Linked DNA regions of Homo sapiens: region 1 is linked to region 2. A link is a loop called in an ENCODE intact Hi-C map of the cell type or tissue named here. Cell type or tissue: mammary epithelial cell. All regions are shown on one strand. Each heading gives the region's core, and the rest is flanking DNA. Links, peaks and the distances in the headings are about the cores only.

Evidence for each region. Hi-C counts contacts between places; a loop is a spot of excess contacts. Peaks named below come from ENCODE experiments on the same cell type or tissue, not always from the same donor. Only the 100,000 strongest peaks of a DNase experiment are listed, where the experiment ranks them.
Region 1: it touches region 2 in a loop (6-fold over the local background); 39 of 110 quality-filtered maps call a loop at or near these places.

Annotation. Positions count from the first base shown.
Region 1 is chr15:85,479,668-85,491,468 of GRCh38, reverse strand. AKAP13 (A-kinase anchoring protein 13) reads right to left here. Exons shown (of 37, transcript NM_007200.5): 2 at 5,716-5,759. The coding sequence starts at 5,748. Among named protein-coding and RNA genes, the nearest start is that of AKAP13, 100 kb to the right of the region's middle. RefSeq lists an enhancer at 9,688-9,847 and a silencer at 10,382-10,431. In mammary epithelial cell, for the core only: a CTCF peak has its summit at 5,334 (motif pointing left); DNase peaks (open chromatin) are centred at 2,288, 5,318 and 8,318; H3K27ac peaks cover 1,390 bases.
Region 2 is chr15:85,835,403-85,847,203 of GRCh38, reverse strand. It overlaps LOC105370952 (a long non-coding RNA gene), which reads right to left and starts at 9,913. Exons shown (of 3, transcript XR_932580.2): 1 at 9,791-9,913; 2 at 9,074-9,231; 3 at 6,140-6,661. RefSeq lists a silencer at 6,310-6,569. In mammary epithelial cell, for the core only: a CTCF peak has its summit at 6,470 (motif pointing right); a DNase peak (open chromatin) is centred at 6,463; H3K4me3 peaks cover 241 bases.

The DNA.
Region 1 (11,801 bases), core at 1,390-9,389, 360 kb after region 2:
ATTCAAGAACATCCATTTATATCTAAATGTGGATCTTAATGACAACTAGAAAGGACTAAAACTATTTTTTCCTCAAAAGGGTAGTCCAAAATATGTATGTTTAAACTATCTAAGAATCCCATCTGCCCAGGGTCAGCAGATCCACATTAGGATAAATCCCAGTATCCCTAAGAGGTCTGACTTGACCTCAAGCCAGAAGGAGCTCTAATGTTTTCTGAGTACACACAGGGATAGGAGCTGTAGTAGGGTTCAGATGTGAGGGAAGGTAGGCCCAGGGAGATTATCCAGTGGTCTGTTAAATCCTACAAGATCCAGCTTCTTCCTCATCTCCTCCCTAAATCTCCAACCTCATGCAGAAGAGATTGGACCCCTTCCCCTTGCACTCATTAAGCCCCAGCCACTGTTCTGTTCCTCAAACATATTAAGTTACTACTTCTCATTTTAGAGTTTCTGCATTTGTTCCCTTGGGCTAGAACACTTCTAGGAGCTTCACATGCTGGCTCCTTCAGGTCTCAGCCTAAATGACATGCCCCTCAAAGGCCTTCCCTGACCACCCAAGATAAAACAGCCCCTGGTCAGGCACAATCACATCGCCATTTCATTTATTTTCATAGAACTTTTCTTCCTGATATGTTATCTTGCTGTCTTCCTTCTTCTCACTACAATGCAAGTACCAGGAGAGCAGGGACCTTCTGTTTTGTTCATGGCTAAATCTCCAGCATCCAGAACAGGTCTTGGCACAAAGAAGGCACCTGAATAAAAGAATAAATTGCCCAGCTCCAGCCCAAAGTTTACTTCCAATCCTGATGTATAAGTGAAATTAAGAAACACCAGGAACAAAATGTTTAAGGCTAAAATGCAACCCAGGTTTCTGGAACTCCTTTCTTGACTCACTTTGTCTTCTACACCACAGTCCACTATACTAATTCCATCCACTCTTTTAGCTTCTCAAAGAGCTCATCTATTCTTACAGTCACATGGTGTCAAAAGAATCAATTTCTTAGAGAAGACTCAAACGATTTCACTTCAAAACCAACTTCCTTGCTCTGTAGTTTCAAGCACACACCTCCACCTATGAACAGGATACCCATGTGACTTTATTTAACATGTGTAAAGAACAAGATCATCATCTCCTTCTTCTCTATACCCAATGATGGCATCAGCTGTCACTCACACTCAAGTTCTCAATCAACTGTCATTCATGGTTCTCTTTCACTCCCTATAGTCTAATAAAGCATTTGGCCCTGCTGTTTCTTTTGAAATATTTCTTGCATCTGCCACTGCCTCTCCATCTTTCCTCTCTCTAAACAATCCAGGCCCTCATACCAAGAAGGATACTACTAAGCTACTCAGAGTTTTTAGCACTACCACTAAATGGAACTGAAAATGCAATTCTTATGAATTCATCTGGCAATAATCATTACTTTTGTGGCGACTGTGAGAAAAACCCGACTTAGTGATGTAACTAGCTTGCCTAACATAAAGGTTGTACTCATGCAATCAGAGCTAACAGACAGGAAAACCAAGGCATAGCCATATTGAGCTACTGGTCTCCAAAGTTTCAGGCCAGGGTCCTGCACATTTTATGGTGAACATTTCATTGAAAATAATTCATTAAAAGAGCTTAATTGAAACATCCAACAGTACTGCCACCTGTACACTTTGGAACCTTCCTTACATTTTTAACTATTGCAACGTATTCTGGACACATCTTTATTCAAAGTCTGATTAAAATATTTATTTGGAGTCCAGCCTATTTGTCTTAACTGACAGATAAAAGTTCTTCTCCGGGTACAGTGTTTTTCCTTATTTAGCAGCAATATTCTCCCTTCTAATGATGATACTCACCCCTGGCAGATCCCAAATATGATCTAAATGAAAATCTTCACAGTCTTTGTTCTCTTGCTTATTTCTTTGTCCAGGTGCAGAGAACTTCCCCCACCACCCTGCTCAATGAGCCATCATAAAACAGCTACTTTTCCTCACCAAAACAGCATAAATCCCTGCAACTTGACTCAGTTCACTGAGAATCCAATACACTGTTACTCTCCTTTTAAAAAGGAGATAACATATTGCCCCATTAAGTATTACTGTTGATGGACATACTTGAATCCTGAAGTTTAAAGAAGTATTCTTCAGTAGAGCCTGCTCAAGTCAATTAAACACAAACATATACAAAGCACTTAGTGTATTAACTATGTTACTCAGAACTGAGCTGTGCTTCCCTAACAGAATGAAACTTTTTAAAGCTTAACAAGGTTTACAGTGGTTTCTATGACTTAAGTCCAGAAAACAAAGGTTCAATTCACAATTTACCACCAATTAGCTGTGCCATCTTATCACAACATCTTCAGACCTCGTTTCCTCATGTCTAAAAGGGAGAGGTTGAAGCATATATTAGCTAAAGTATTTACTAACTCTAAAGTTCTCAGGCTCCATGATGGCAAGATCAGAGAGTTTCTAACTGACCTAACTGCATTTATCCTTTCCTTCCCAAGTATCCTTTATCACTAATTTTCTCAAACTACTACTCTATTAGTTTTCTACTGCTGTTACAAAAAATTATCACAAACTCAGTGGCTTAAGACAACATAAATTTATTATCATATATCATTTCTGGAAGTCAGAAGTCCAAAATGACTTTCACTTGTTTAAAAATCAAGGTGCCAGCAGGGCTGTGTTCCTTCTAGAGTCTCTATGTGGAGAAAGTGTTCTTTTGCTATTTCCAGCTTCTAGAGCTGCATTCCGTAGCTCATGGGCTCCTTCCTCCATGTTCTAAGCCAGCAGTGTAGCATCTTCAAATCTCTGACCACTGACTCTCCTGATACTCCCTCTCACTCATGAGAACTCCTGTAATTACAACGGGAAGCTCAGATATTTCAGAATAAGCTCCCATCTTAAGATCCTCAACTTAATCAAGTATGAAAAGTTCTTTTTGCCATGTAAGGTAAATATTCACAGGTTCTAGGGATTAAGAAGTGAATAAATTTGGGGAAGCCATCCTTCTGTATAACACAACTACTTATTTACAACTGTTCCCTAACCAAAAACCTTTAATACTCAAAACCAGACAAAGACATCACAAGAAAGCTATAGAACATATCTCTATGTATAGACACAAGAGTCCTCAAAATACTTTCAAAACAAATCCAACAACATATAAAAAAGATTGTGCAGCATTATCAAATGATACTTACCTCAGAAATGCCAGGTTGCCTTAACATTAAAAATTCAACCAAGGTAGCCTGGCAACACAGCAAGACCTTATCTCTAAAAATTAAAACAGGCCAGGCAGGATGGCTCATACTGTAATCCCAGCACTTTGGGAGGCCGAGGTGGAAGGATCACTTGAGCCCAACCTGGGCAGCATAGTCAGATCTCGTCTCTACAAAAAATAAATACAAATAGCTGGGCATGGGTGCACATGCCTGTGGTTCCAGCTACTCAGGAGGCTGAGGTGGGAAGAGCATTTGAGCCTGGGAGATCGCAGCTACAGTGAGTCATGGTCGCGCCACTGCACTCCAGCCTGGGTGACAGAGCAAGACCTTGTCTCAATAAATACATAAATAAATAGCCAGGCATGATGGCGCACACCTGTAGTCCTAGCTACTCAGGAGGCTGAGGTGGGATGATCCCTTGATCCCAGGAGTTCCACGATGCTGTGAGCTATGATCATGTCACTGCACTCCAGGCTGGGTGACAGAGCAAGACCTTGTCTCAATAAATACATAAATAAATAGCCAGGCATGGTGGCGCACATCTGTAGTCCTAGCTACTCAGGAGGTTGAGGTGGGATGATCCCTTGATCCCAGGAGTTCCACGATGCTGTGAGCTATGATCATGTCACTGCACTCCAGCCTGGGTGACAGAGCAAGGCCCCATCTCCATAAATAAATAAAAACTATTTAATTGAGTCAATGTAATATATCACATTAATGAAAGGAAAAAAACCTACATGGCCATCTCAACACAGAAAGATCACCTGACAAAATCCAACATGTTTTCATCATAAAAATAGTCAAACTAGGAATAGAAGGGAATGTCCTCATTTAACAAAAGATTCCTGTGAAAAACCCACACCTAACAACATCATACTTACTGGTGAAAGCTTGGATGCTTTCTCTTTAAGATCAGGAAAAGACAAGGATGTTTGCGCTCACCACTTCTATTCAATGTTGTACCAGACATGCTTCTCAGGGCAATTAGGCAAGAAAAAGAAATAAAACGCATCCAGATTGGAAAGGAAGAAAACGATCTCTGATCACTTGATCCTGTACAGAGAAAATCCTAAGGCATCCACTTAAAAACTGTGGCCAAACAAGTTAGATTATAGTTTGTAACTCATCTCTGACACAAGGCTATAGTTTCAGGGATCAGTACACAAAAATCAACAGTATTTCTATATATAAGCAATGAACAATCAAAAACTGAACAATTGGCCAGGTGCTGTGGCTCACGCCTGTAATCCCAGCACTTTGGGAGCTGGGTGGATCACGAGGTGAGGAGTTCGAGACCACCCTGGCAAACATGGTAAAACCCTGTCTCTACTAAAAATACAAAAAATTAGCCAGGAGTGGTGGCAGGCACCTATAGTCCCAGCTACTTGGGAGGCTGAGGCAGGAGACTGGCGTGAACCTGGGAGGCGGAGCTCGCAGTGAGCCAAGATCGCGCCACTGCACTCCAGCCTGGGCAACAGAGCCAGACTCCATCCAAAAAAAAAAAAAAAAAAGAACTGAACAATTAAGATAACAAAATTAACAATACCATCAAAATGAATAAAACCATAAGCAACAAATTTCAAGGAAGTACCAAGTTTATACAGTGAAAACTACCAAACACTGTTGAAAGAAATCAAAAACAACCTAAATGAAAGGAATCGACTTCAGAGTCCAGAAAAAATTCCTCACACTTCTGATCAATTTCAACAAGGATGCCCAAGACAATTCAATGGGAGAAAGAACAGTCTTTTCAACAAATGGTGCTGGAACAACTGGAGATCCACATGCAAAAGAAAAAAGTTGGACTCTTCCCTTACAAAATACACAAAAATGAACTCTCACATTACATACCTAAATGTAAGAGCTAACTAAACCTATACAATTCCTAGATGAAAACATAGGAATAAATCTCTGTGACTTTAGGTTATGCAAAGAATTCTTCTTAGATATGATGCCAAAAAAAAAAGCAACAACAAAACATTATCAAAACTGAAAATTTTTGTGCTTGAAAGGATAGCATCAAGAAAGTGAAATGACAACCCACTGAATGAGGGAAGTCCCTCACTTTAGGGAGATGAGTCCTAAAGAAAACAGTACTCTTGCCAATGACATAGTGCCACCTAGTGGCAACATAAGGTAAATCACAGTGGCAGTAGGAGGATCTCCACACTACTTTTACAGGAATGCACTGCAGGTAAAAAATAAGAAGCTACAGTACTGTTTGGCAGGACAATTTGTTTCATACATGCATACTATTACCCTGACTAAATTAACTCTCAAGTCTTACAGGTATTATTTGTTTTCATTTCCATGCACAGATTAGCCATTTAGTATTTACTAAATCAAACTCAATTTCTGAAGTGTCTTACACCAATATATTCATGGACATATGGTTAAAATTTTCCTTGAGGATCTATCATGTGAGAGTGTGGCTTATTATAACAAGTAAGCAGAACAGATAAACACAAAATAATAAGAAATCTCATGATTTACTCACATATAAGGGAGCTTGCTGTGGATTAAGTTTCATGACCCAGGACACTGAAACAGAAATGGAATAAATGAGAATAAAATTAAAAGTTGTCACCGAAAATATATAAGCCACCTAAAGTCCTAGGTGTCAAGCATAGCTCTGTGAGTACAATCCCGTGCCCGAGATTACCATATGCCCAGCTGTATGCTATACACTAAGAGATTTAGGAAGGAAGCGGGGTCAGGAATTGATCCCAGACTCAATCTTTTCAAGTGGGGAAGAAAGATCTTCCGATTGAAAAATAAAGACAAAAGGCTTCACTGTCACAGAAGTTTCAACAACCAACAGGATATTTAAAACAGTTATCAAAGCAAAACCATTGTATGTTCACTTACATTTTTACGTAGTCCCTCAAACTCACAAAATGCTGTTTACTCAGGGACTTCTTGCAGTCTTACTAGGGAGCCTGGAAAGTGAGGGGAGGATTGCAAGGGACCACTAGAACTCTCTTCCTCAATTCCCCTTCTCTGAGAAGGGAGGCTACAGCTTGCCTCTCTAACCACTAAAAGGCATGACCCTCCTCAAAGTTAATAGCTGGATTCCCTGATTGTTATGTTCACTAAATGAATTCTCATAAAAATCTCATTAAGATTTAGAGAAGGCTTCCAGGGTTGAATTCCTGAACATTAAGAATAGCATGTTCTTAAAAGTTTAACTTGGTGATTGGACCAGGACTTCATCTAGGCTATAAATGCTCAGAAGGGTAGGTCCTTTACCAAACACCCTGAGTTTGAGTATAAAGTGATCTCAATCTCTTAAGAGTCAGAGAAACAGAACCAAGTGACTTTACTATAATTTGATCTGAGGAAGTTTCTTACTCACAATAGGTAAATGAAGGCACATACTAACCAGCAAAATAACAGTATAAAGTGTCATTCATACATGCAAAAACACAGACAAAATAACAAACTTTGTATTCTAACAAATCACAAAAGCCTCACTGAAATTGAAATGACCAACTGTTGGGACTGAAAAGCAATGCCTTGGTAGCCTAGCCATGCCTAACTCAAATAACAGAACCATCTCGATATTACAATCCTCACAGATCAAGTTGTGTATGTCTCGGATCAAGACTTCACCAAAAGGCAGTTAACACACACTTAGAGGGAAAAAAATCTACATCAGCCTCCTAAATGCAATCATCTCCACACCAGTTGCAGGCCCCAAGCTTCAACGTGTTCTGCTGGACAACGCAGTAGAAAACTGACAAGCAAGTGGCTTTCCCACACTGACTGAACCACCTCCATGCCCATGCCCATTCATTCTCTGGTCCACCCCATGCGCTATAACAGACCTCCTGGCTCAGGGCACTCTTTCCTTCCTGACTATCTTCACTTAATGACTTTGTACTTTTAGGTGCAAAAATTATCTGCAGAAATCCACACTGAAAACCAAGCTTGAGAAAGGCAGCAATAACCAACCAACATTTTTAGAAGAACAAAGTCAATTTCAAGCCCATCAGATTCAAACAGCAAGCATGGATGAAAATGAAAGATTGAAAGGCTTGAGTGCCTTCTTAATGTATTAAATATCCATTTAATTTACAATTAAGCTCACTGTGCTCACTGGCCTTTTAATCAGCTTTCCAGGGCCTGCTCAGACTTGCCTAGGACATGGGAATGAAAGAACCTATAAATTTATGGACCAATCTACCTTAACTAACTTGTCAAGTGTTCCTGCATCAAGCAGAAGAAATATCAGTGAAATTTATACAGGAATTAACACCTTGTTAAGCCACAAAAATTAAAAGAGTGTCGTCCAATCTTGTAGCTTCCCTGGGCCACGCTGGAAGAAGAAGAATTGTGTTGCGCCACACATAAAATATACTAACACTAATAATAGCTGATAAGCTTTAAAAAAAATTGCAAAAAAAGAAAATTTCATAATTTTTTTGTTTGTTTGTTTTTGAGATGGAGTCTCGCTCTGTCGCCCAGGCTAGAGCGCAGTGGCACAATCTTGGCTCACTGCAACCTCTGCCTTCTGGGTTCAAGCAATTCTCCTGCCTCAGCCTCTCGAGTAGCTGAGATTACAGGCACCCGCCACAACACCCAGCTGATTTTTTGGTGTTTTTTTTTTTTTTTTTTTGAGACGGAGTCTCGCTCTGTCGCCCAGGCCGGACTGCGGACTGCAGTGGCGCAATCTCGGCTCACTGCAAGCTCCGCTTCCCGGGTTCACGCCATTATCCTGCCTCAGCCTCCCCAGTAGCTGGGACTACAGGCGCCCGCCACCGCAACCGGCTAATTTTTTGTATATTTAGTAGAGACGGGGTTTCACCTTGTTAGCCAGGATGGTCTCGATCTCCTGACCTCATGATCCACCCGCCTCGGCCTCCCAAAGTGCTGGGATTACAGGCGTAAGCCACCATGCCCAGCCAATGTTTTAAGACAGTTTACGAATTTGTGTTGGGCCACATTCAAAGCCTTCACAGGCTGCATGCAGCCTGCAGGCCACGGTTTGGACAAGCCTGGATTAGAGAAATCTACAGAGACAAACTAGTGACTTAGCAGCCCTCTGATGTTTCGTGATTTGCAAGAAACTTCGGATGACTATGTGTAAAGACCACAAACATCAATTTAACTGAATGGTTCCCGCCACACTGGAATGAGGAAGCTGAGCAAACTTAGAGGGCTCTAAGAAAGGGCTGATGTCATCTGAACTGTTCGGAATTATAAACTCCTCTAAACATGTTTCAAAACCAGAACTCGTAAGAGTTGTTCTGATACAAGGATTAAAAGAGGGATGACAAAGTGTCTGTCCCTCACACTGGTCAAAGGGACAGGTCATTGTTATGCTGGCAACACAGGCTGCTGAAAAGAATGTATCTGTCAAAAGTAATCAAAGTAATGACCCCAGAAGGCTCCAGAAACAGACTGGTAAATTCAGGTTGCTTTCAGACTTCCACAATGCTGGCACACAACGGGAAAGACAAAACTAACATTTACAGAGCATTATATTTGATATTACATTTAATCCCCACTAAAAAGATACTATTTCCCCTATTTCACTAGTGAAAAAAATTGATCTTTCAAAGGTTAAATCATTTAACACCAAGGTCAAAGGGTAAGTTGGAGAGACCAGATTCAAACCCAGTCTGACGTTAAAACGTGTGTTTTTCCCCCCACATCGTAAGAGGATCTCCTGCTAATGACCTCAAATCTAAAAACTGACTTGCCCTATACCTCGAGCCCCATCCTACAAACTCTCCCTGACATTGTTAATTCAGCTGTCATTGTGCACCTACAATGTGCCAGACACCATACTCCTCAAGACTCTGTAGGCACAGAAGGAACAGACAAAAATCCCTACCTTCATAGATATTATTCTAGGGGTAACACAGGTAAATAAAACATTAAAATAAATAGTTTTCACACAGTAACAAATTCTATAGAGAAAAATAAAACAGAAGAAGGAATAGCAAATGAGGGAGATGCCCTTTAAAACATGGTGCTGAGGGAAGGCCTCCCTGAGAAGATATCATTTACCCCAAAAATAAAAAAGCAAGTAATAGAAATAACAGCTAAAAGGTGTTCTAGACACTTAAACCTGCCACAACATTGAGAACTCAGGGTTCTGATGCAAAACCTCGCTGCATATAATGCATTAACTTATTTTATACATTTAAACAAACTCTACTTAAGAACTGAGTTCTAAAGGGAGGAGCATATTACAGGAAGGCAGTTTTTGGTCAGAGTAAACACACTTAAAAACTAAACCTACTGAAAGACCAAGAACAACTGAAAGTCTTTGCTTTGTCAGTAGATTTTTTTACCAAAATGAAAATTAAAGAAACACATCATGCCCATCCAATGATTTCACCAAGGAATTTTAAGAGAGAAAATCCTACTTCTTCCTCACCCAGTAGCCAGTGAAATGACTGAGCAAATTCACAAGTTCACTGAGGCTGCTTTCATGTAACACAGGGACAATACATGACAGACACAGTGGAACCCTACAGGTTGCCTAGTATTTAAAGACTGTGAAGAGGAGGAAATGTCAAAATTCAAAGTCTTAAATGATGTGGTTTTAAGTATGTTCAGCAATTTCACCACTCAGTAGTAAAGCCAGCTACAGTTGAAAGGAATCAGAAATTTGAGGGGTGTGAAATAAGCAGAAGCACAGAAGTTAAGAATTTGTATTCTTCCCACATTTTCCACTTTATTTTATACTGATGAGAAAAAACAAATTTAATAGTTTTCTGCTGTATAAAAGAGACACATTCACTTTATGTCAAAATAAGAGTCACTCAATTTTAATACAACTATCTCAATTTATAAATTAACATTCTCCCCCACTGACCACACACAGTAAGTCTCTTCTGGTGTTGTTGATTAGAGAAGCAAAAGTTGCTGCTACAATTCTCTTCCTACATTTTAATATAAACAATCATCAGTCTTTTCTTCATAAAGTGCAGTGTGGACACCATCATCAGAATGTACCAGCGCTGGGTGTGCAAAGTTTACAAAGATCAGCAATAGCAAAAGTTTGGAGATTTTTGAAATTCATGCTGCTGCAAAGAACTATGTAAAAACCACTCACTATAGAGGACCACAGAGAAACTCAGGCATGAAGTTATATGGCTGTGTGATTGGTTTGGGAAAAGGAACAGAAAGCATTTCCACCAACCCGTATGTCTGAACAAATGACTGCAAAACCTCAGAAGCTACGAAAATGTTTATATACTAACCAAATACCTCTTAATAAGCCAGAGAAACAGTGTGTCTCCTTAGGACAGACGCGGTGGCACACGCCTGTAATCCCAGAATTTTGGGAGGTCAAGGCAGGCTGATCACTTCAGATAAGGAGTTTCAGACCATCCTGGCCAACATGGTGAAACTATACATGTCCCTACAAAAAATACAAAAATTAGCCGGGTGTGGTGGCGGGCACCTGTAATCCCAGTTTCTGGGGAGGCTGAGGCATGAGAATCGTTTGAACCTGGGAGGTGGAGGTTGCAGTGAGCCCAGATTGCACCACTGCACTCCAGCCTGGGCAACAAGAGAGAAACTCTGTCTCAAAAAAAAATAAGAAGAAAGAAATGGTGTGTCTCTATCCAACAGCTTTATACATCTCACAGATATTTTCAGCTTAACCCCCCCACCCCCACCACCTACATCTCAATACAGGAAAGTAATAGGGTGCCATACAATATTCTCTAGACAATAAATCAAATTCAATCCCAAGTCCTCTACAATTAACTGTATTACCTTGAGCAAGTCACTTAACTTGTCTGAATCTTCATCTCCTTATGTGCAGAAAGAGCATAATAATGCTTCCTATACTGTGGGGTTACTGGAAGAGATGATCCAGGTAAAGTATTAAAGCACACTGACAGGCACATAGCAGAAGCCAATGCTTCTCCCTCTTGCAGAGTTCCTGAGTCTCAATGGAGACTAACCCCACATAAGATACTTTGAAATCCATAAATGGCTAAATGAAAGGCTTCAGATACTCAGAGACGCCTTTCTGGTAACTTCTTAAAATACGCTGGTGGGTAAACTACAATTCTAAAATATAATACAATAATCATAGAAAAGAATCTGGAGGAACGAACACCAAAATGTTAAGTGTACATATCTCTGGAGATTACAGGAAATTTTCATCCCTAAATAATCTGTTTCTTAATTGTAACTATTCAAATAATGAACAGATATTACTTTTTAATCAGGAAGAAAACATTATACACAGCATGTCTGTTTTAAAGTCCCTTGTCATTCAATACATCACAACTGTACTGGAAATAAGTAAAAAGACACTGTTTCCTAAATGTGTAAAACTGAAGACATCCACAATCTTTACCAAAAGTCCCTAGAACCAATAAAAAAAAATTAAAATGAGAATGTATCCAGATGTACATTAACATCAATCAAATTCACTATTCTTTAGCCACACCTACACATGCTACAAGAGAAGCCTTTAACAAGCGCTCCACCATTAATGACATGTCCCTAAAAAGGGGGGTGGGGAGTCACAGGCCCAACATCATATAACAAACTGGAAACCCTTCTGTACCTGTTAACTTGGTGATCTCAGCATATTTTCTAAGGACCAGC
Region 2 (11,801 bases), core at 1,913-9,912:
CATTTCCAGTCATAGAGCTCTCCCACATTAGCTTTGGGATCATGACCCAGGGAGCTGTTTAAATATCAGTCCAGCAACCTGCACTGTTAAGCTTTTTTTTTTTCCTAATCTTTTGAATTTTATTAAGACTTATTTTATCACCCAGCATATGGTCTAACTTGGTAAATATTCCAGGTGCATTTGAAAAGAATGTGTATTCTGTTCTTGGGTATAATCTCCTATAAATGGCAATTAGGTCCAGGTAACTGATAGTATTTACATATTCTATATTCTTACTGATGCCTTTGTCTAATTGTTCTATTAATTACTGAAAAAGGGATGTTAAAAATATTCAACCAGGATCGTTGACTTGCCTAGTTGTCCCTTTAATCTTCTCAGTTTGTGTTTCATACATTTGGAAGTTCTGTCATTGGTCACATATGCATATAGAAGGGGTGTATGTTCCTGCTGATTTGGTTCTTTTATTATTATAAAATAATCTGTATTGTATCTCATAATACTCCTTGCCTTGAGGTCTATTTTGTCTAATATTGTTATAATCACACCAGCTTTCTTATACTTACTATTTTCATGGTATGTACTTTTCCATTCTTTTACTTTTAAACTATCTGTGTCTTTACATTAGAAGGGTGTCCTTATAGGCACACTTTATAGAGCATAAAGACGGGAATTGCTTTTTTATTCAGCCTGATAATCTCTGTCTTTTAATTGTTATGTTTTGTCCTTTTACATTTAATGCAAATGTTGATATGTTGGTCTATCATTTTATTATTTGTTTTCTATTTGTCCTATCTCTTTTTTGTTCCTCTGTTCCTTCTTTTCTACTGTCCTTTGGGTTAATCAAACTTTTTTAGTATTCTATTTTAACTCCTCTATTGGCTTTTGAGTCACTTGCGACATTATCGTTTCATTAACCTCGCCTAGTCCTTTCTACCACTATTGTCATTATGGTACATCTACATACATTATAAACGCCACTGATTTGAGAAATTGTATTCAGCAATTAATATATAAATAATACATAAAATAATATATGAGTCGTTTGAGTTCCTTATATTCTGATTATTAATTTGTTGTCAGATGAACAATTTGAAAATATATTCTCCCATTTTTGTAGGTTGTCTCTTCACTTTCCTGATTGTTTTCTTTGCGTTTGTGCAGAAGCTTTTATGTTTGATGTGATCCCATTTGTCCATCTTTGCTTTGGTTTCCTGTGTTTGTGAGGTCTTACTCAAGAAATCTTTACCCAGACCAATGTCCTGGAGCATTTCCCCAATGTTTTTGCCTAATAGTTTCATAGTTTCAGGTCTTACATTTAAGTCTTTAATCCATTCTGATTTGATTTTTGTAAATAGTGAGAGATCAAGATCTAGTTCCAGTGTTCTGTATATGGATACCCAGTTTTCCCAGCACCATTTATTGAACAGACTGTCCTTTCCCCAATGAGTGTTCTTGGCACCTTTGGCAAAAATTCTACCTTCCAATACCAGATGAAGAGAGAGGAAAGTAGAAGGAGGAGAAAGAAAAAGAAAGGAAAGGAAGAAAAGAGAGGCAAACCAATGAGTTCAATTGGCCAATTCACACAGTGGCTTCTGTACCATCACTCTGAACACTGTCCCAGCGTAGCCCAAAGCCCCCTTGCCTCCTTCCAGCTAAGACCCTTGCTGGCCCAGATCTGTACAATCAAGAGTAGTGTTCTACACTGGAACTTCAAGTTATTCTTCCTAGTTCATAGGCACAAACTCTGCCTAAAGCACAGGACATGCCTGGATCCCCAACCACAGCCACATTCAGAGCCGGCTCCGTGTCTTCTCACAAATCCAAGGGTCACCATCTCACCTTCCCTCACAGTGAGTTTGTACTCCAAGGCCCTTGGCGTCCTTTCCTCTCATAGGGCCTTGCTCAGGACCAAGTGTTCTATACTCCTACAGGTTTCCTGATCTTTTAATTCCAGACAGGGGTTGGAATATCAGTCCTTTTCCTTCCACAAGGCCTCTAGGCTTCTAATGCAAGTCGATGCATTCTCCAACTCCCGCCACCTCCCCCAGCCACATCCCCTTGCACTTGGAGGGGAGAAGCAGCCTTGAAGAGCCAGATAAAGCATCCTGTTAGCCTCTGTTCCCAGGAAAGGATTATCTACCGTTCCTCCCCTTGCATATTGATAGGAGCTACCCAAGTGGCTCTTCAGGAAACAAAAGAGCCCATCTCATAGTGACTTTTAATATCTGGCCAGACATTGAAGATACTGGGACAGCTTTTAAAATCCAGCTTCACAGAGTACTCAAATATACAAATATCTGCTTGCACATTGAAAGCTGGCAGAATATGCCACATCAACATATGCTGCTCTGGCGTAAGGATTATTTTGAGCTATAGGCACTTTAAAAAATACATGAAAGAAGGGCATTCTGACCCTTCCCTTTCTCTTCCTGAAAGAAGGAGATAACACCTCCTTACAGAAGAGGTCCTCCCTGTGCCAGAAGGAACGTTTGTTCTTATTATCAAAGATGGGAAGTTGAGACCAAGAGAATCCTATAAAAGTAAGTCTTGTTAAAATTTGTATCTTTCTTGAGCCTCCTCATATACTTTTTTTTTTTTTTTTTTTTGAGTCAGAGTCTCTCTCTTCTCTGTCACCCAAGCTGGAGTGCAGTGGCACAATCTCGGCTCACTGAAACCTCTGCCTCCTAGGTTCAAGCAATTCTCCCGCCTCAGCCTACTGAGTAGCTGGGATTACAGGCACCCGTCACCATGCCCAACTAATTTTTGGTATTTATAGTAGACACGGAGTTTCACCATGTTGGCCAGGCTGGTCTTGAACTCCTGTCTTCAGGTGATCCGCCCGCCTCAGCCTCCCAAAGTGCTGGGATTACAGGTGTTAGCCCCACACCCAGTCAGCCCCCTCACATACTTTAGTTACTTTTCCACAATTGCCTGCCTTTGTTCAACTTAATATAAGAGCATTTAGGTTTTGTCACTTATTTGGGTATTCATTTTCTCATGAGAGCTCCCATGTCACATGAAATTTATATTAAGTAAATTTGTTTGCTTTTCTCCTGTAAATCTGCCTTATGTCAGTTTAATCCTCAGGCCCAGCCACAACACCATAAGAGGGTATAGGTAAAAAATTTTGCCTCCCTTATGCTGTCTTCTCTGTTCCTTGATGGTGAGGATATTGGGACTGACCGAGGGTTTGAAACCCCAGTGGCTGAAACAACACTGACACAGAGGAAATGTGCCATAAATGTTTGAGAATGGATGAACAGATGAATGAACTAACTGCTGAGTTAAACCCAGGCTGGGCTGACAAGAGGCAGTAGAAACAGCCTGCAGGGAGCAGAGAAAACACCTGTACATTTCCCTACACACTCCTCACTTAAGAGTGGAAACGGGGGTCTTATGGAGTCCCATTCCGTTCCAGGCCACCGGCAGAGTCGTGTTTGCTAGTGCACAGGGCCACTGTATGTTCACTCTCTGTGTACATCCACCAGACCTCCTCTTCTGCCCCTTCCTTCCAAGAGGCTAGATGCAGAAGTGGGCCAGTGTCTTCCCCAAGATCCACCATCTTGTGAGCCAGTGTCTTCCCCAAGAGTCAACATCTTGTGAGCCAGTGTCTTCCCCAAGAGCTGCCATCCTGTAAGTGAGCCAGTGTCTTCCCCAAGAGCCACCATCTTGTGAGCCAGTGTCTTCCCCAAGAGCTGCCATCTTGTAAGTGAGCCAGTGTCTTCCCCAAGAGCCAACATCTTGTGAGCCAGTGTCTTCCCCAAGAGCTGCCATCTTGTAAGTGAGGCAGTGTCTTCCCCAAGAGCCACCATCTTGTGAGCCAGTGCCTTCCTCAAGAGCTGCCATCTTTGCCTCCACGCCATCCCTCATGGAGAGACAAAATACTGGAGCAGGAAACTCTGCCTCCCAGGTTTCCTGTCACAGCAGATGCTGCAGAAACATCCTAAAGTATCCCTGTTGCATCTGATGACCAAGTCAGAGCTGGATGTGTCATCCTGCCCTTCATCCATCATGAATCTGAAGTGGTTTTGGTTACTCTGATGATGCAAGTGTGAATTTCCTTCATGAGACCTGAGTCTGCCATCCCTGAGAGCTGGAGCTGAGCCTCCAGATGTGAAAAAGAAGAGCAATGGCTCCTGTTGATTCTGGGGGAGGGGGGTGGGATAGCATGCCTCCCCCATGCAGCACCTGCTCCAGCCCCTGGCACGAGGAAGGTGCTCAGCAAGGGCGAGTTGCTGCCCTTACCATCTTAGACTCACATAAAGAGCACATGCGGCCGGGCGCGGTGGCTCACGCCTGTAATCCCAGCACTTTGGGAGTCCGAGGCGGGTGGATCATGAGGTCAGGAGATCGAGACCATCCTGGCTAACAAGGTGAAACCCCATCTCTACTAAAAATACAAAAAATTAGCCGGGCGCGGTGGCGGGCGCCTGTAGTCCCAGCTACTCGGGAGGCTGAGGCAGGAGAATGGCGTGAACCCGGGAAGCGGAGCTTGCAGTGAGCCGAGATTGTGCCACTGCAGTCCGCAGTCCGGCCTGGGCGACAGAGCGAGACTCCGTCCCAAAAAAAAAAAAAAAAAAAAAAAAAAAGAGCACATGCACCTATAAAATGGCCCAAAAACTGAGACTCACAAAAGTTAAATATTACTCAAGATTACACAGCCAGAGAGCCTTTCTCCACAGGGCTAGTGAGGCTTGGAGCATCCTACTCCAATTTGCCTTACTTGAATTTTGACCTACCTGAGATTGTATAATGTCTTAAAAATCTGATTTTTTAAGAGGAGGGACAGTGTTCTGTGACCCATCTATCTCCAGATAGCTCAGATGGTGAACTAATTCAGCCAACCCCCTATCTCCTAACTAATACCCACACTGAAACAACTCAATAATAAAAACACGAATAGCTCCATTAGAAAATGGACAAAGCAGGCCAAGCGCAGTGGCTCACACCTGTAATTCCAGCACTTTGGGAGGCCTAGGTGAGTAGATCACTCGAAGCCAGGAGTTCAAGACCAGCCTGGCCAACATGGTGAAACTCCGTCTCTACTAAAAATACAAAAATTAGCCGGGCAAGGTTGCACATGTCTGTAATCCCAGCTACTTGGGAGGCTGAGGCAGGAGAATTGCTTGAACCTGGGAAGCGGGGGTTGCAATGAGCTGAGATTGTGCCACTGCACTCCAGCCTGGGCAACAGAGTGAGACCCTGTCTCAAAAAAAAAAAAAAAGGAGAAAAAGAAAGAAAGAAAAGAAAATGGACAAAGCTGCTGGGCACTGTGGCTCACGCCTGTAATCCCAGCACTTTGGAGGCCAAGGTGGGTGAATCACTTGAGGCCACGAGTTTGAGACCAGCCTGGCCAACATAGTGAAACCCCATCTTTACTAAAAATAAAAAATTATTATAAAAATTAGCTGGGCGTGGTGGTTCGCGCCTGTGGTCCCAGCTACAAGGGAGGCTGAGGCAGGAGAATCGTTTGAACCCGGGAGGTAGAGGTTGCAGTGAGCCGAGATCCCGCCACTGCACTCCAGCCTGGGGCAACAGAGCGAGACTCCGTCTCAAAAAAAAATTTTTTTTTAGTAAAAGAAAAAGAAAATAAAACCTACTTCAAAGGGTTTTAAGAACACCATGTGAAAAAAGAATTCTACTATAACAAAATAAATATTAGCAATCTCTTCAATTTGTTTCTTTAAAAGCTGAAGGCTGATATTTAGGGGGAAGTGTTCTAATGTCTGCAATTTACTTTTTGAAATGCATCTGAAAAATAAGATGGGGCCAGGCACGGTGGTTCACAACCGTAATCCCAGCATTTTGGGAGGCCGAGGCGGGCGGATCACGAGGTCAGGAGATAGAGACCAACCTGGCTAACACGGTGAAACCCTGTCTCTACTAAAATACAAAAAATTAGCCAGGCGTGGTGGTGGGCGCCTGTAGTCCCAGCTACTCGGGAGGCTGAGGCAGGAGAATGGCGTGAACCCAGGAGGCGGAGCTTGCAGTGAGCCCAGATCACGCCACTGCATTCCAGCCTGGGCGACAGAGCAAGACTCCGTCTCAAAAAAAAAAAAAAAAATTAAAAAGAGAACAAGAAAAAGAAAAAATAAGATAGTTTGAAGGATGGAAAGAGGGATGAATAGATGGACAGATATGCAATGAAACCAATAGAGTAAAATGTGAATAACAGAATCTAGCTGATAGATAAATGTGTGTCCACTGTAAAAGCATTTGAACTTTTAAGTACTAAAGTTTTTCAGAATAAAATTTTGAGGAAAATGGGGAGAGGTGCCACTTGCATTTTACAAAATATGAACATGCTTCTCCCCTCCCCCGCTTAGTTAGACGCGCGCTCCTTTCTGGTCTGATTGCGTTAGCAAGTCACCTTGCAGCCCTGCCCAGCGATTCGGTCCGGTGGGTGCCCAGGATAACACGCGCCAGCCTTCGCCGCTTGCGAAATGTTCAGGGCTCTTGCCGCCAGAGGGCGCGCCCGCGGAGCGCTGAGCGCCAGGGCGCCAGGGGCTGGGTGGCCCGCGCCGGGAAGTGACAGACTCCGGAGCGGACTTTGCCCGGGGGTGGGTCCCAGGCCAGCTGCTACTGCAAGTACCTGCAGAAAACAGCTCTTCGAACCGGACAGTGCGAGAGTCAGCGCCTGCTGCCTGGCCGGGCAGAGATTCTGATGAAGAAGAGAGAGGAAACTGAGTGTGCTGAGGCAGTGTCAGACAATGCTAAATGCTTTCCTAGCACTTATTTCACGTTTTAGTTATAAATCAGCCTGAAAATAGAACGGTAGTGGAAGTGCGAAGGACATGCATTTCATTCCCGGCAGAGGCTGCCCAATCAGGACTCCTGGTCCTCTGAAGACAAAGCAGCTTTTTTGGGGTAGGGAGCGGGGGCGGGATAGCATGCTTCCCCCGCCCTTTCCCCCATGAGCAAAGGGGCTCAGAGTAGCTGTGTCCCCTGAGCTGAGGTGGCAGCTCCTGTGGGTGCCCTGGGACCTCACTCAGCATCTTCAAAGAGCCTGTGCACCCTGCTCCTTCCAGCTTCTTCGTGGAGGGCTGGAGAAGTTGTGAACCTTTGTCAAAAGACAGAAGCACAAACTTAAAGATCTAATTGGCTTTTATTTGCAATTCTAGAAGTGAGCAACACCTCATCCTATAAAATGAGCTGAGCACAGGAGGTTGGCTTTGCAGGCAGAGAAGAGCGGCAGAAAGCAGAAACAGAACAAAACACGGACTGATCATGTCAAAGTTACTTTCCCTACAGGGTTAAAGCAGAGGGGACTTCCTTATTACTTAGGTTGATGCAGATTAAATGGAATGTTTTAGGGGAACTGGCCCATTTCAAAGTTCAGTTTGATGACACTGCACTTAGCACAACTGACTCCATTCTGGTGTCTGGCCTGCTGGGGCCTAGTGCAGGAGACTAGTTCCATAACAACAGCCTCCCATAAATGATGTTTCACACCTCAAACCCTTCCTCACCTCCAGTCATCCCAATGCTCCCACTGACCCAAGTATTTTCTCAGACTATTTGGTTCCCCAGCCACCAGAGAATCAGGCATAAATCATAAGTCACTCTGTATTTTAAGACCATAATCATGCTGGGTGCAGTGGCTCATACCTATAATTCCAGCACTTTGGGAGACCAAGGCAGGTGGATCACCTGAGGTCAGGAGTTCGAGACCAGCCTGTCCAACATGGTGAAACCCCGTCTCTACTAATAATACAAAAATTAGCTGGGCGTCGTGGCAGGCACCTATAATCCCAGCTACTCAGGAGGCTGAGGCAGGAGAATCGCTTGAACTGGGAGGCAGGGGTTGTAGTGAGCCGAGATCATGCCACTGCACTCCACCTGGGAGTCACAGCGAGACTTTGTCTCAAAAAAAAAAAAAAAAAGAGAGAGAACCAGATATCAAGAGTACTTATAAACCCTATAATTCAATTTATATAAAACTGTAGAAAAAATAATCATGACAGAAGAAGATGAATGCTTGCCTTGGGCCATTGGCTGGGGTGTCAAATGGAATGGGGCACAAGAGAACTCTGGGGGGCAATGGAAATGTTTGTTCTGTATTTTCATTGTGGTAGCGGTCACATGTATGTAAAAACTTGTTAACATTCAATGAAAAGTTTGCTTGAAAAAAAAAAAACCTGCCTTCCATTACTCTAATCTTCATATCTGGGGTGTTCTTCCTATTGCGATTGTGTGAACAAAATCAATTGCTCTACTTGTTCAGTTTTTCCAGGTTTCTCTACTCCATGTTCCAGAAGCTACCAACTGGGAGTGTGCAGACTGACGCACAATCGTTTCCTGGCAACTCCCCAGTAGAAGCTAAGGTGTATCTGCTTCCTGCTAGGATCCTGACCCGGGACGAGGGCCCACCTCTCTGCCTGCCTCCTTTAAGGGACGCCTCCTGCTCCACAAGTTTCTGTCCTCCCTCTGAGGGAGCCCTGGAATGTGCTCCATCTACACTACTAGGGCCACGTGGACTATCCTAGGAGTTGGGAGGGCAGGGTGCAGCTGGGGAGGGAATGCTCGCAGAGAATGGGGTTGGGGTGGCTTTGGCAAAGAATGCACTTGGGGTCTGTAAAGAGGTCAGAGAAGAGCAGGGCCACCTTTGCTCATATCAGATGCTGCTTGGCCACCCACACCTGACCCTAGCTCTAAAAGCCAGTGTGTGGAGGGTCTGATTCTGTAAACTGGATGAAAGAGCAGGGAGGATTGAATGAAGAAGATACAGGAGGAGCACAGGCTACCTGGGCAGGGGGCATTTCACTGAGGTATTCTTTCAGCAAGCTTTAATTGAACAAACACAGTGGAATCTCAATGGTCTTTATGGAGTGAGTGCAGGAAAGAAAGAATGAATGAATGAATGAATGAAGATAAGATAAGATCCCTGCACTCTCAGAACTCACCTTCTAGATAAGAAGACAATTCAAATACAAAAATACCAGTAACACAGAATGGTATATGAGAGGTACCATAAAATTTTATGGAAACGAACAGAAGAGAAAAATCACTTCTAGCAACACTGCAGGGCCATCCTACCCCTTATGAGTGTTGATGCAAATTAGAAGGAGCTTACCTGAACAGACCCAGCCTCCTGGGCCCAGCGGCCTGCAAACAAAGAGCAAATGCTTTTATGCCACTCTGCTCCTCAGCCAGGCATCCTGGTGCAGGACTCAGCCTGCTTCTCTGTGAGTGGCAGCCAGGGCTTCATGGAGGAGATGACATTGGAGTTTGCTGGAAGAACAGAGAAGACAGAGAGGACTTAGACCAGTGGGGAGGTGGGGAAGGTGGCAAGGGAGCAGATTAGAGGAGAGAAGAGGATATTCCAGGCAGAAGGATGGGTGCACCAGGATCCTGGAAGCAGGGGATAAAGAGATCTTACAGGAGTGTTAAGATTCTGCTGGGGCTGTCCCCTGGAAGGCCATAGGGGCACTTATCTTTGTAGTGGGTGTCCTCAGGTCACATGCTCAGGCCAGCCAAGCAGGGCAGCCCAGTGACTAGAGAGCATAGGCCTGGGAACTCTTATGAGTTGAATTTTGTCCCCCCAAAATTTATACGTTGGAACCCTAACCCCCAGTGTCTCTGAATATGACTGTACTTGGAGTTAGGGTCTTTAAGGAGGTAATAAGTTCGAATGAGGTCACAGAGCAGGGCCCTAATCCAACAGAACTGCTGTTCCTAAGAAAAGGAAGGCACACCAGGATGTGTCAGCACAGAGAAAAGACCGTGTAAGGACCCCATGAGTAGGCAGCCATCTGCAAGCCAAGGAGAGAGGCCCCAGAAGAAGCCAGACCTGCCAAAACCTTGATCTTGGAACTCCAGCCTCCAGAACTGTGTGAAAATAAGCTTCCATTATTGAAGCCCCCAGTCGGTGTTGGCAGCCTGAGCAAACGAACACAGGAGTCAACATCAGGCTCCTAACTTCCTCACTGTGTGTCCTGAATGAGTCATGTAGCCTAGCTCAGTTTGTTTTCTGATCTGATATGGAAAGCAAAGGTAGAAACGCCCAGGGTGGCAATGAAGCTTAAGTGAAATTGCACTTGTAAAATAGGCAGCTGGCAAGTACGCAGATGTTGACAGAATAGTCTGGTTTCTAAAATGAGATGCAGGCCGGGCACGGTGGCTCATGCCTGGAATCCTAGCACTTTGGGAGGCCAAGGTGGGCAGATCACCTGAGGTCAGGAGTTCAAGGCCAGCCAGGCCAACATGGTGAAACCCCATCTCTACTAAAAATACAAAAAAAATTAGCTGGGTGTGGTGGTGCCTGCCTGTAATCCCAGCTACTCTCAAAAATAATAGTAATAATAAAAAATAAATAAAATGAGATACAGGCACCCTGTGGGGGTGAGGAGGGGAGAAAATTCACTGGAGTGGAGGAAGAAAAGATAAGAACTTATTTCTTTTTCTTTTTCTTTTTTTTTTTTGAAACAGAGCCTCACTCTGTTACCCAGGCTGGAGTGCAGTGGCGCGGTCTCTGCTCACTGCAACCCCTGCCTCCCAGGTTCAAGCAATTCTCCTGCCTCAGCCTCCCAAGTAGCTGGGACAACAGGCACCTGCCATCACGCCCAGCTAATTTTTGTATTTCCAGAACAGACGGGGTTTCACCATATTGGCCACGCTGGTCCCAAACTCCTTACCTTGTAATCCACCTTCCTCGGCCTCCCAAAGTGCTAGGATTACAGGCGTGAGCCACCGCACCTGGCCAATAACTTATTTTTTATAGTTAGTTCTTTTTTTCTTGAGACGGAGTTTCACTCTCGTTGCCCAAGCTGGAGTGCATTGTTGTGATCTCGGCTCACAGCAACCTCCGCCTCCAGGTTCAAGCAATTCTCCTGCCTCAGCCTCCTGAGTAGCTGGGATTACAGACACGTGCCACCACGCCTGGCTAAGTTTTTTAGTTTTTTTGTAGAAACACGGTTTCACCATGTTAGCCAGGCTGGTCTTGAACTCCTGACCTCAGGTAATCTGCCCGCCTTGGCCTCCCAAAGTGCTGGGATCACAGGCGTGAGCCACCGTGCCCAGCCAATATAGTTATTAGTTATTTCTTTTCTTTCTTTTTTTTTTTTGAGACAGAGTCTCACTCTGCTGCCCAGGCTGGAGTGCAGTGGCGTGATCTCAGCTGACTGCAACCTCTGCCTCCCGGGTTCAAGCAGTTCTTGTGCCTCTGCCTCAGCCTCCCGAGTAGCTGGGACTACAGGTGTGCACCACCACGCCCGGCTAATTTTTGTAATTTCAGTAAAGACAGAGTGTCACCATATTGGCCAGGCTGGTCTCGAACTCCTGACCTAGTGATCAGCCCACCTCTGCCTCCCAAAGTGCTGGGATTACAGATGTGAGCCACTGCATCCAGTGCAATATAGTTATTTCTTAAATTTATTTTTATAGTTATTCTTATGTCCCCATTTTACATTTCTCTTTTTATATATGGCTTTAATGAGCATAATACATTAATGTTTATAATTTATGAAAAAGTATCATCCTTGTAATTTCTACTTTGTGCATGGTTTTAAGGTACACCCTATATAAATCCAGTGCTAACTGTATAAACTATATGACTAAACAGATTTGCATGTAGTAGGGATGCATGATTTTTTTTTTTTTTTTTTTTTTAGAGAGAGTCTGGCTCTGTCACCCAGGCTGGAATGCAATGATGCGATCTCGACTAACTGCAACCTCCACCTCCAGGCTCAAGCGATTCTCCTGCCTCAGCCTCCTAAGTAGCTGAGATTACAGGCATGCGCCACCACACCTGACTAATTTTTGTATTTTTAATAGAGATGGGGTTTCACCATGTTGACCAGGCT